3 separate regions of the Homo sapiens genome follow, and all the other regions are linked to region 2. Evidence: chromatin contacts called from ENCODE Hi-C data. All regions are on one chromosome and are shown on one strand. The core of a region is the stretch at or near the end of the contact, and the rest is flanking DNA. Distances in the headings are between cores, read along the strand shown. Region 1 overlaps ASB4 (ankyrin repeat and SOCS box containing 4). Region 2 has its middle 160 kb from the start of BET1. Region 3 overlaps CDK6 (cyclin dependent kinase 6).

The links. Hi-C counts contacts between places; a loop is a spot of excess contacts on that map. Pooled maps may share reads with other maps.
Region 1: a loop to region 2 is called in a pooled map, with 5 times the contacts of the local background. The contact joins two enhancer-like sites. A Hi-C loop is called at or near these places in 8 of 37 single-sample maps with no recorded cell type and 5 of 50 pooled maps.
Region 3: a pooled map shows a loop between it and region 2 (4-fold over the local background). The contact joins two enhancer-like sites. A Hi-C loop is called at or near these places in 3 of 37 single-sample maps with no recorded cell type and 2 of 50 pooled maps.

What each region holds. Positions count from the first base shown.
Region 1 is chr7:95,499,330-95,503,197 of GRCh38, forward strand. The region is part of intron 2 of ASB4 (ankyrin repeat and SOCS box containing 4); the gene reads left to right. Among named protein-coding and RNA genes, the nearest start is that of ASB4, 15 kb to the left of the region's middle. RefSeq lists a silencer at 1,428-1,722 and an enhancer at 2,021-2,070. Within about 2 kb of position 2,307, at least 2 of the 41 ENCODE cell types and tissues checked have a DNase peak (open chromatin) inside an H3K27ac peak, as active enhancers do.
Region 2 is chr7:94,159,165-94,162,878 of GRCh38, forward strand. No RefSeq gene overlaps it. Among named protein-coding and RNA genes, the nearest start is that of BET1, 160 kb to the left of the region's middle. RefSeq lists an enhancer at 1,801-1,910. Within about 2 kb of position 1,732, at least 3 of the 41 ENCODE cell types and tissues checked have a DNase peak (open chromatin) inside an H3K27ac peak, as active enhancers do.
Region 3 is chr7:92,630,970-92,634,776 of GRCh38, forward strand. All of the region lies in intron 5 of CDK6 (cyclin dependent kinase 6), which reads right to left. Among named protein-coding and RNA genes, the nearest start is that of FAM133B, 42 kb to the left of the region's middle. RefSeq lists enhancers at 1,092-1,181, 1,292-1,341. Within about 2 kb of position 2,387, at least 14 of the 41 ENCODE cell types and tissues checked have a DNase peak (open chromatin) inside an H3K27ac peak, as active enhancers do.

The sequences.
Region 1 (3,868 bases), core at 1,057-3,556, 1.3 Mb after region 2:
TCAATGTTAGAAGGATGAGGAGAAACCAGTAAAGGAGAGTAAGATATACTGATAAGTAAAATTGGAGAAAACCAAGAGTATTTTGGCAACACAAGGACAAAGAAAGAGGTAGTAGGTTCCAGAAGCAGAGAGTGGCCAGCTATAGTGATAGCTACCCAGGGTTAATTAGATGTTCATTAGATTAGGTGACAGAGTTATCACTGACAAAAATAGTTTTGGTGAAACAGTGTTAAAAGCCAGATTTGAATGGTATAAAGTGCAAATGGGTGGTAAGAAACCAGAGATGCCACAGGTAAACAATTGGTAAAAAGAAGTGAGGCTGCAGAAGTGAACATAAGAAGAGCATGATTGCTGGAGGGGGCTGGAGGGAGGTCACAGGCAAGACTTACCTACAGTTGGAGATCAAAGAAAAAGCTTGTGTGCTAAAGGAAATGATTCATAGAAAGAAAACAGCTGAAGATGCACGAGACAGGATAACTGAAAGTCCTTCAGAAGTTGAGATGAGATTAAATCCAGAGACTACGGGATACATCCTCTTTTTTTTTTTTTTTTTTTTTTTTTTGAGACGGAGTCTCGCTTTGTCGCCTGGGCTGGAGTGCAGTGGTGCGATCTCGGCTCACTGCAAGCTCTGCCTCCCGGGTTCACGCCATTCTCCTGCCTCAGCCTCCCAAGTAGCTGGGAGCATCCTCATTTTTAAGAAGCGGGACAAAGTAAAAGATGGTTTTAAATGCCAGAATATTTATAGATTTGATGGTGCTACGATGAGGGAGTTCGGATGGTTTTTCCCCTCAACAATGTGTCAAAGTCACCAGCCAAAAAATGAGAGGAGAGCAGAAAGCATAGACATTTTCATAAGAATGGAGAAGGAATGGGAGGTTCGGGAGAAAAAAAATGGGAGAAGAAACTTACTAGAGAAATGTAGTAGGATTACTGGACTTATAAAAGATGCCATGTGGCTAGGAGCCGTGGCTTATGCTTGTAATCCCAGAACTTTGGGGAGGCTGAGGCAGGAGGACCTTTTGAGGCCAGGAGTTTGAGATCAGACTGGGCAACATAGTGAGACCACATCTTTACTAAAGGAAAAATAAATTAACCAGGCATGGTGGTGCATCTGTATTCCTAGCTACTCGAAAGGCTGAGGCAGGAGAATTGCTTGAGCTCACGAGTTTGAGGCTGGCTGCTGTGAGCTATTATTGGACCACTGCACACCAGCCTGTGTGACAGAGCAAGATCTGTCTCAAAAAAAAAAAAAAAAAAAAAAAAAAAAGCCATGATCTTTTCAACCTGCGGAAATGAAGGGGAAGAAAAAATTCAGCCCAGCATATTCTCCTTCTTCTTTGGTTCACTTGTTAAAAATGAGGCTGTATCCCATATTCTCTGGATTTCATCTCATCTCAACTTCTGAAAGACTGGAACCTTTCAGTTATCCTGTCTCATACATCTTCAACTGTTATTTCTATGAATCACTTACTTTGGCACACAAGGTTTTCCTCTGATCTCCAACTGTAGATAATAGTGACCTGTGACCTCCCTCCAGCAATTGTGCTCTTCTTCGCTTTTGCAGCCTCCCACTTAGGAAGGAAGCTACAGGGACAAGGTTAGGCATAATTTGGAGCTTACTCACATTTTCTATGTGTAGCCATCACCACTCTTCACATTTACTCATTCATTTATGTTTAGATTTAGTTTTTATCTTTATTGATTTTTAAATTTAATTAGTTTAAACATGCAAGCTTTTTATTTTTAAGAGTTTAAGGAATTTTAGAAATTATATATTAATTTAATCATTAACTTTCTAATTAAAACATTTTTTGTCTCACTTTTCGTAATAATGAAATGAAAATGAAAGCTGCCCACTTTACTCTGCATGAAGCAAATCCTGACAGTAGGAGGAAAATTTGTTACTGCAGGAAAGCCATAAAAATTCAAATGTTTCTTAGCAGAATGTAGCATGGGGGCAATGTAAAGGGGGCCATGCCTTTTAAAAGACTGTTCCCTGCTACTTTATCTGACAGTGACACAAGTCAACCACATGTTAGGAAATTCCCTGGTCAATGAAGTGGAACATGGTAAGGCAAGATGTCACTGGCCTTCATTTTAATCCGAAATAGATAGGCCTGCTGGACAGACGCTGCTCTTACCACCTCACCGCATTCCATCTTTTCATCTTAATCATAAATAAGAACACTTAAGATCTACTTTCAACAAATTTCCAGTAAACAATGCAGTGTTACTAACTATAGTCATCCTGCTATACATTAGATCTTCAGAACTTATTCATCATCCGGTGTAACTGAAACTTTGTTAACTTTTTACATTGTGGCCTTTTCATGTGACTTCATCAACCACAAACTGACAGAGTGGCCAACCTTTCACTCCCTAGAGGTGTCACCTTTCCCAGCCGGTACAGTTATTCCCCATCTCTTTTGTTCTTGTCAACAGAGGGAGACTACCTAGAGATGAGAAGGAAGAAAGAGGTAGGGGGAAGCTTGGGCAATGCTTGTAGGCTGACACTAATGAATTAGGCTTATAAGAATCAAGGAGAGAGAATAGAAGTCCATTAAAGATCCACTTACTCTTTCAAGCCATGTCATCAAAGGCCGAATTCACAAAGAAAATAGAGATAAATTAGAGAAAGCAAAAATGTTCAACTTCAGAAGGGCAAACACCATAAAATTAAAAGGCAATCATAAAACTGGGGAAAATATTTGAGACTATATGACAAAGGGCTTACTATACGCAGAAGTTTTTCAATTAAAGTAATGAGGCTAACAACTAAAAAAAAAAGAGAGAGAAAGAGGTAAAAAAAGAAAAAGAACAAAACGACCAAGAACAGGAATATTTAAGGGAAAAAAAAGAAAAATCATATAAACAGCAAATAAATATATGACATAATGATAGCCTTCATTGGTAATCAGTAACATGTCAATTAAAATGACAATTAGCTATTTTGTTGTTGTTTGTTACGTTAATAAGCATACAAAAGATAATACATATATGACAAACACATAGGGAAGTGCTCTTACACACGCTTAATAGAATGTAAATAGGTACCAGCCTGCGGGGGGGGGGCAAATTGATAACACATATCAAAAGCTTAAAACTTTCTTGTAACTTAGAAAATTCGCCTCTAGGATTAGGGACCAATTCTAGGCAGGAGACCATTTTACCCAGGGCTGTCATTTACTTAGGGCCTCAAATTCAGACTTTAGATGTTATCTCTGAACTAGGTTATACCTAAAGTCAAAGAGATAACTGGGGAGAAAGAAAAAGAAAGACACTGATCATGTAACTTAGAATTGTGCTTGGTCACATGACCTGCAGTACACTAGAAATTAGAGACTTTCTCCTAATTCTGTAAGAGTTTTCAGAATAATGCAGTTAGAGTATATTTTACTTATTTTACCTTATATTTTCATCTTAGAAGTTTTGATTGGTTAAGAAAAACATTTAAAATGTACCACAATTGAAAATATATAGATAGGCACTTTTAATTTTTAAATGTATTTAGAGTCTCAAAAAATTGCTTGATTCCTATTTGCCCTCAGAGAGTCATTTATATTACTGAAAAACTGAAAAATGCTTACATATCTAATAGAAAATTTCATGTTGTTACCGCCATACCATGCAGATATTTAAAATGATGTTTAAAGGAATGTCCATTCACATGGGAAGGTTGTAAAAAGCAGCTTATGGGACAGTATGGACTGTATAGATGTATTTTTCTGAAAATTATATGTGACTATGCATATCAAAATAATATTTAAAATATCAGAGTGAAACTTGATATTATAGCTAATGTTTAACTGTAGCTAAGCAATTTCAAAAAGGCAAATCTGTTATTTTAGATCCTTGCTGCTAGAATAAT
Region 2 (3,714 bases), core at 482-2,981:
CAAAACAGAGATATAGATCAATGGAACAGAACAGAGCCCTCAGAAATAACACCGCATATCTACAACTATCTGATCTTTGACAAACCTGAGAAAAACAAGCAATGGGGAAAGGATTCCCTATTTAATAAATGGTGCTGGGAAAACTGGCTAGCCATATGTAGAAAGCTGAAACTGGATCCCTTCCTTACACCTTACACAAAAATCAATTCAAGATGGATTAAAGACTTAAACATTAGACCTAACACCATAAAAACCCTAGAAGAAAACCTAGGCATTACCATTCAGGACATAGGCACAGGCAAGGACTTCATGTCTAAAACACCAAAAGCAATGGCAACAAAAGCCAAAATTGACAAATGGGATCTAATTAAACTAAAGAGCTTCTGCACAGCAAAAGAAACTACCATCAGAGTGAACAGGCAACCTACAAAATGGGAGAAAATTTTCGCAACCTACTCATCTGACAAAGGGCTAATATCCAGAAACTACAATGAACTCAAACAAATTTACAAGAAAAAAACAAAACAACTGCATCAAAAAGTGGGCGAAGGACATGAACAGACACTTCTCAAAAGAAGACATTTATGCAGCCAAAAAACACATGAAAAAATGCTCACCATCACTGGCCATCAGAGAAATGCAAATCAAAACCACAATGAGATACCATCTCACACCAGTTAGAATGGCAATCATTAAAAAGTCAGGAAACAACAGGTGCTGGAGAGGATGTGGAGAAATAGGAACACTTTTACACTGTTGGTGGGACTGTAAACTAGTTCAACCATTGTGGAAGTCAGTGTGGCAATTCCTCAGGGATCTAGAACTGGAAATACCATTTGACCCAGCCATCCCATTACTGGGTATATACCCAAAGGACTATAAATCATGCTGCTATAAAGACACATGCACACGTATGTTTATTGCGGCATTATTCACGATAGCAAAGACTTGGAACCAACCCAAATGTCCAACAATGATAGACTGGATTAAGAAAATGTGGCACATATACACCATGGAATACTATGCAGCCATAAAAAATGATGAGTTCATGTCCTTTGTAGGGACATGGATGAAATTGGAAATCATCATTCTCAGTAAACTATCGCAAGAACAAAAAACCAAACACCGCATATTCTCACTCATAGGTGGGAATTGAACAATGAGATCACATGGACACAGGAAGGGGAATATCACACACTGGGGACTGTTGTGGGGTGGGGGGAGGGGGGAGGGATAGCATTGGGAGATATACCTAATGCTAGATGACGAGTTAGTGGGTGCAACACACCAGCATGGCACATGTATACATATGTAACTAACCTGCACAATGTGCACATGTACCCTAAAACTTAAAGTATAATAATAATAAAAAAAAAAAAGACAATTGAGCCCTATGGTTCTCTAGCATTAAGGACCGGGAATAGGAGAAAAATCAAAATAGGAGACTGATAAGAAGCAGCAATTAAAGTAAGAATAAAAAAGATGGTGATGCCCTGCAGGATCAGTGCAAAGTTGTTTCAAAAAGGAGGCAAAGATCAATAGTGTCAAGTGACAGTGAAGAGCCAAATTAAATGAGGACTGAAAATTGACCACAATGTTTGATAACACAGAGGTCACTGGTGACTTGAAAGAGCAGTTTTAATGGAATGATGAGGACTGTAGTAGAATAGAGAATGTTAAATACGAAAATGGATATAGGCAGAAACATTGCTCTTTGAAGTTTTTTGTCATAAAGAGGAACAGAGAAATGTGGTGGCAGCTGAAGGCAAATCTACTGTCAAAAAACAGAAGTGTTTTTTTGTTTTGGTTTTGGTTTTGGTTTTTTATTTTGTTTTTAAGTGGAGCCGTTACAGCATTTGTGTATGCTGCATTGGGAGAGAAAAGTTGATTGTGCAGAGAAAGGGATAGCCATTTTAAGGGCAGAGCTCTCAAGCATGGTCCACGTGGAGGAATTAGCTTTAAATAAAAGCCAGGATTCATAGTGTATTATAAGACAGCAGTTATTGATAAGAACAAGAACAAGATCTTAATCATTAGCATGGGTGGCAACTGTAGTCCCCTTCAAAAGGAGAAAGGGAAACACTCACTCCCAGCTTTAAGTTTTGGCCCTGAAGATGTAGCTCCCACTTTAGAATGACAGCATGTTTTCTCCCTGAGATTATTACACTGTCAGAGGGGCTTGGTCCAGGTGCTTTGATTTCTTTTCCCCTCCAACTTTCAGAATCCAGCTATTATGTCAGATTCCTTTTTTCCTTGTTATAATTTTTTTCTTTGGGGTCCAGTTATTGAAATCATTCATGTTTTTCTTGTCAAAACATTATTTGACCCATGTAAATTAGTCTTTCCAAATACATAATGCAAGATATTACTAGTTTTATGTAAATATCAATTACAGCCCTGCTTGGAAAACCAATATGCTCATTCTATGAGGCAGTAAAAACAGTCAAAAACATGGAAGGCTTAGGATACAATAGGAAAGCCTCGTGGTCAACAATGGAATTTGTCCTCCTTGTGTAACCTTGCAGAACACTGATTGATGTGGCGATTACAAAGCTTTCATATCTTTTTTTTTTTTTTTTTTTGAGACAGTCTCGCTCTGTCTCCTAGGCTGGAGTGCAGTAACGTGGTCTCAGCTCACTGCAACCTCTGCCTCCCAAGTTCAAGCGATTCTCCTGCTTCAGCCTCCCGAGTAGCTGGGACTACAGGCACCCACCACCATGCCTGGCTAATTTTTGTATTTTTAGTAGAGATGGGGTTTCACCATATTGGCCAGGCTTGTCTCAAAATTCTGACCTTGTGAGCCACCCACCTAGGCCTCCCAAAGTGCTGGGATTACAGGCATGAGCCACCATACCCTTAATTTTTAAAGTATCCTCTTGCATATAGCAATATTCTGCTGTTTGACCAAGGGCTCAGTTTTGATGGGAAGTATATGGAATGGTGAGAAAACTGGAAATACCTTAATCAGATAGATAATCTTCTGAATAATGAGTGACAGAAGCTAAAACTCAATTACTGTCACAAGCAGGAGGCTAAATCCAATGGACAACCAATATGGGAAGGAAAGCAAAAGTTACAGAAAGGAAAGGTGTTTCAGCTCAAGTCTGCTAAGAATTTTTTGTCTCAGTCAGGACTGGGTTACAGGGACAAAGATTGATAATATATGATCTTGATTTATTGTCAGTATTGCTGGTAGAGTCTTATAAGGCCACTGAATAGGGATGTCAAGAAGACAAGCAAATTAGCAACTGATCCAAAGTAGAAATAAATTTTGATTATTGAAATATGTAATTGATATTAGGATGATTTTCAATATAATCCTCCATCATGAAATCAGTAATCAAATAAAATTGAAGTCACAGCTAAAAAGGTCAGAATTAACTAATTTTTTCTTTTTGAGGCAATAATCTTAGGCCTTTATAGTTCATAGAGACACCAGAATCTGGATATATACTTCAATAAATATCAATTTATGAGACATTTTGCCTAAGGGGAAAACAGGTACCTGCTGAAAGCGTATCTTTTTTTCTTTTCCTTTCACCAGGAACATTTCACCTAGCTTGAGAAAGAGAAGATCCAGAAGTCCACACTGCTTCTATAATGCACATGGTGACATTTAACTGTCAGCTATTATTTCTAAACTATTAACTTTTATGAAAGCTATTTAGATGATGATGTTGATGGCTAATAATACTGGCTTCAAAAATATCATTG
Region 3 (3,807 bases), core at 1,137-3,636, 1.5 Mb before region 2:
TTCACTCTGCAGCAGAACTCTGAACTAGAGATATCACTCGACCAAATTAGAACCTCACCATACCACATAATAAACTTATTCTGTCTCACAACTCCCAGTCTTGCTTTATACTGTGCCTTCCTGGGAGAGAAGGAAAAGCTTTACCAGGGAATTCGTTCATGAGTAGGAACCTTAGCACTGTTGTTCTTCAATACCTGGTCATTTGGGTAGGAGAGGGCCCAGGAATAGGGTAACCAACGAGCCCAGTTTGCCCAAGATTGTCCCAGTGTCAGTACTGAAAATGCTGTGTCCTGGGAAACCTCTCTGTCCCAGGCAAACTGGGATGGTTGGTCACCCTATCCAGGAGACTCAGAGCAAGAGGCTGTAGAAGACAGAATTTTTTAAAAAAATTAAGTTCTTTGTTATTTCAGTGGGGCAGGCTGTTTAAAAAAATCAAATGAGCATACCTCAAAACAATCAGAATGAAAGTGGTCCAGACAGACAGGTTTTATTCTCTTTTTTCCTAATAACTCACTGCTACTGTGTAATAAGGGACTAGACTGGGGGGAGTCCCCTCCTCATACCACAATTCAAGATGTTATTTCTCTCTTTCAGTAAATGACTTCGTAAAACTATACGCACCTTGCCTCTTTTGCAGGGAAAGAGCATTGCCTATGGTTAGGTCTACATGGTTAAATTAATAGTCTGCAGGAAGTGCTGGATCTAAGGAGGCAACCACAACTAGGGGGTCACTGGGGTGGAGCTACCTACACATATAGGATGACAAGGAGATTTCATCCAGTCTGGTTGGTAGCGATAGGCTGTAAGCTGGGTTGAGAATGATTCTGAAGTGCTGTGTAGGTGGAGCAAGAGAGAGTGCTACATTAATCAGTAACACACACCTCTGAAAATGAACTAGCTAAGTGAGTCAAGTTTTCTCTCATGATAGGCTGACTTCAAAGCAACATTGATACAAGGAATAAAAATTAGAAAATACAAAAGTAAGTCTGTCTAATAGAGACATTTCAACAGCAAATACTACATACATTACGGTAACTAAAATGTGGCTCTCAAAACTACTTCTTACTTTTAACCTCTGAATCCACTGGTTTTGTCTTCAATACAACATTTTTTGCCAAAGGGAGTCTTATGGGCTCTGTTGTGGGTGTGTCTTTGAGTATATAATTATCATCACCTCTATGCTCACACACCTTTCTCTTGCAAAAACTCTAATATTGACATCAGCCGGATGTCAGCAAAATGACATCTTTCTGAGGCTGAAGGTTTTCATGTTGCCTTTGGGGGAAAATAATCACTAGACATTTTCTGAAATGGAAGTGTCTGTTGGCTGAAGTGGCTTCTTTAAAAAGAAAAAAAGAAGCTTTGCTCAAAATGGAACCAAAAGTATCAGTCATAAAGCATTACAAATGATCTAAAAATATTCTCAAATTGGATTCAATCATTGGTTAAAAATAGTCCAAACACTGAAAGACTGATTTTCTCATTTTTTCCTTAAAAAATTATAATGTGCTCAACATATAAATAAGGGCTCTGGCCCTTGAATGTCAGTGATGTTGTCTACCAGTGTCTAGTATTGTGAGTTTAGTGTGGTGATTAATCAACAAAAGCTAGCATTTATTTTATCAGAATAAAATTTTACTGGCCCAACAGCAAGTTTAACTTTTTCAAAAAGCTTATTTACTGAATTTATATTTTGAATGATTCATCATGGGTACTGTTAAAAATAACAAATTATTGCATACCTATATCAAAACATCTCATGTACCCCATATATATCTACTATGTATCCACAAAAATTAAAAATAAAAAATTTAAAAAGTAACAGATTATCTTGATTATAAAATATATACGCATTGTGGAAAATTTGGAAAATAGAGTAAATAGATGAAAATAAATTACACAGCATCACTTCCATTCTTTTCTCTTTTTATATACAAATGGATATGATGGTATCTCTAAAGATCTTTTTTTTTTTTTTTTTTTTTTTCCAAACAAGCTAAGATGGCACCAATCCCAGGGCAGGATCTGAGTCTTGACTATAGTCCTTAGTTTTGAACAAGTACAGGGTGACAAGAAAGTGCATAACAAAGCTATGACTGAATAAAACTCAAATCTTGGTGAAGAAAAGAAATCAAGGACACATTAAAAAAACTATGGGTACACACATTTTCACTTCTTAGTTTATATCTTATGGCAGGGAGCAGGAGTAATCTTTTCTTTTTCCTTTATGAATGGTAAAGACAACTGGTATCCTGTCTGAATATAATATGCCTATCCAGCACACTTTGGGTAGAATCCAATGATGTGTGATAACTCAACAATTTGGTACAGGAAACAGAGCCCACAACATTCCTCAGAAATTTCACAGACAATCTAGACAGAACAGACCTATTTGAATAGGGTTTTTTGTTCAGTAATATTTGAAGGATGCAATTTTTCACGGTGGACACATTGGGTTTGTGACAGATGCAAATTCAGATATGAATAAAACACAATTAAATGATTCAGACTCTTGAACTGTGCTTCCACAGACCTGATTTCTGCATGGGCCAAACAAAGGAAAGTTGGTGTTTGACAACTGTGGATGACTCATCAGAGGAAGTTCTTACCATGTGGATGTGCTTGTTGAAATAAAGCTGGTTAACAAAGCTAGCCTTTTTTTTTTTTTTTTCCCTCTGTGGGCCAGCGAGGGTTTCATTTTAGGAAATGGAAGTGTCAATGTGGACAAACTGTTCTGAAGTATTTATAGCATAATGTAATGTGTTAGTTTCCTTAAACTGCCTTTGGACAAAGAATATGTGAATGGAAAATAAGATCTGAATTTCTAATACTGTCTTGTGTCATCTGAACTGTATTATGAGTATAAAATGATTTAGCACTGTGATATGTACACAGTGTGATAGGAATGTAGTGTAGCTACAGTGGGGTGTGCTAGTGGCTTTCCAATTAATTTTAAGAGCTCTTTTATTCATTAAGGATATTACACCTTTGTCATATTCATTCATTTTCTCCAAGATTATCACATGCTTTTTAACTTGGCAGTGTTTTTATTTTCTGATGAACAAAAGTTTTCAATTTTTATATAATCAAATATATTAGTATTTTTGTTTGTGACTTCTTAATGCTTTGAAAATATATCTCCATTCTAGGGTCACAGATACTTCCTATAGTTTCTTTATTCTTTTATGGCTTCACTTTTAATATGTAACTCTTTAAGCCATCTGTCATTTGCTCTGTGGTGAGGAATAGTGAGAATCTAATCAGGTTACCATTTTTCCCCCATGAAATTGACCAATTACCCTATTCTCATTTGTTGCATATGCCGTTCTGTCCTCCCAGATTTGTGATTTATGATAAATTGCATCACTTCCTAAATTAGGGTTTCAAGTCTCATTCTCTATTCTGTTCCATTAATGTCTGTCACTTCTGCTGGTACCACATTATTTTTATTACTGTAGTTGCATAATGTATTTTAGTGCTTGGTAGCAGGAGTTTCTCTTCATAACTTTTTTTTTTTGGTAACAAAAAATTCTTGGCTATTTTCACCAGTTTAACTCTTCCAAATGCATTTCAGGAAATCCCACTGGAATTCTGACTGGAGTTGCATAAACCTATGAATTAATTTGGAAACCTTTTATATCCTTACAACTATTCAATCTTCCTGTTCAGGAAAATGGAATATTTAATATCTTTCTAATAATCAAATATTCTCTATATCTAGGAAAGTCATTTTTATGTATCTCAATCAAGTTTTATAGTTTTCTTGATATGGGTTCTACACATTGACTTACATCCATCTACATTTTT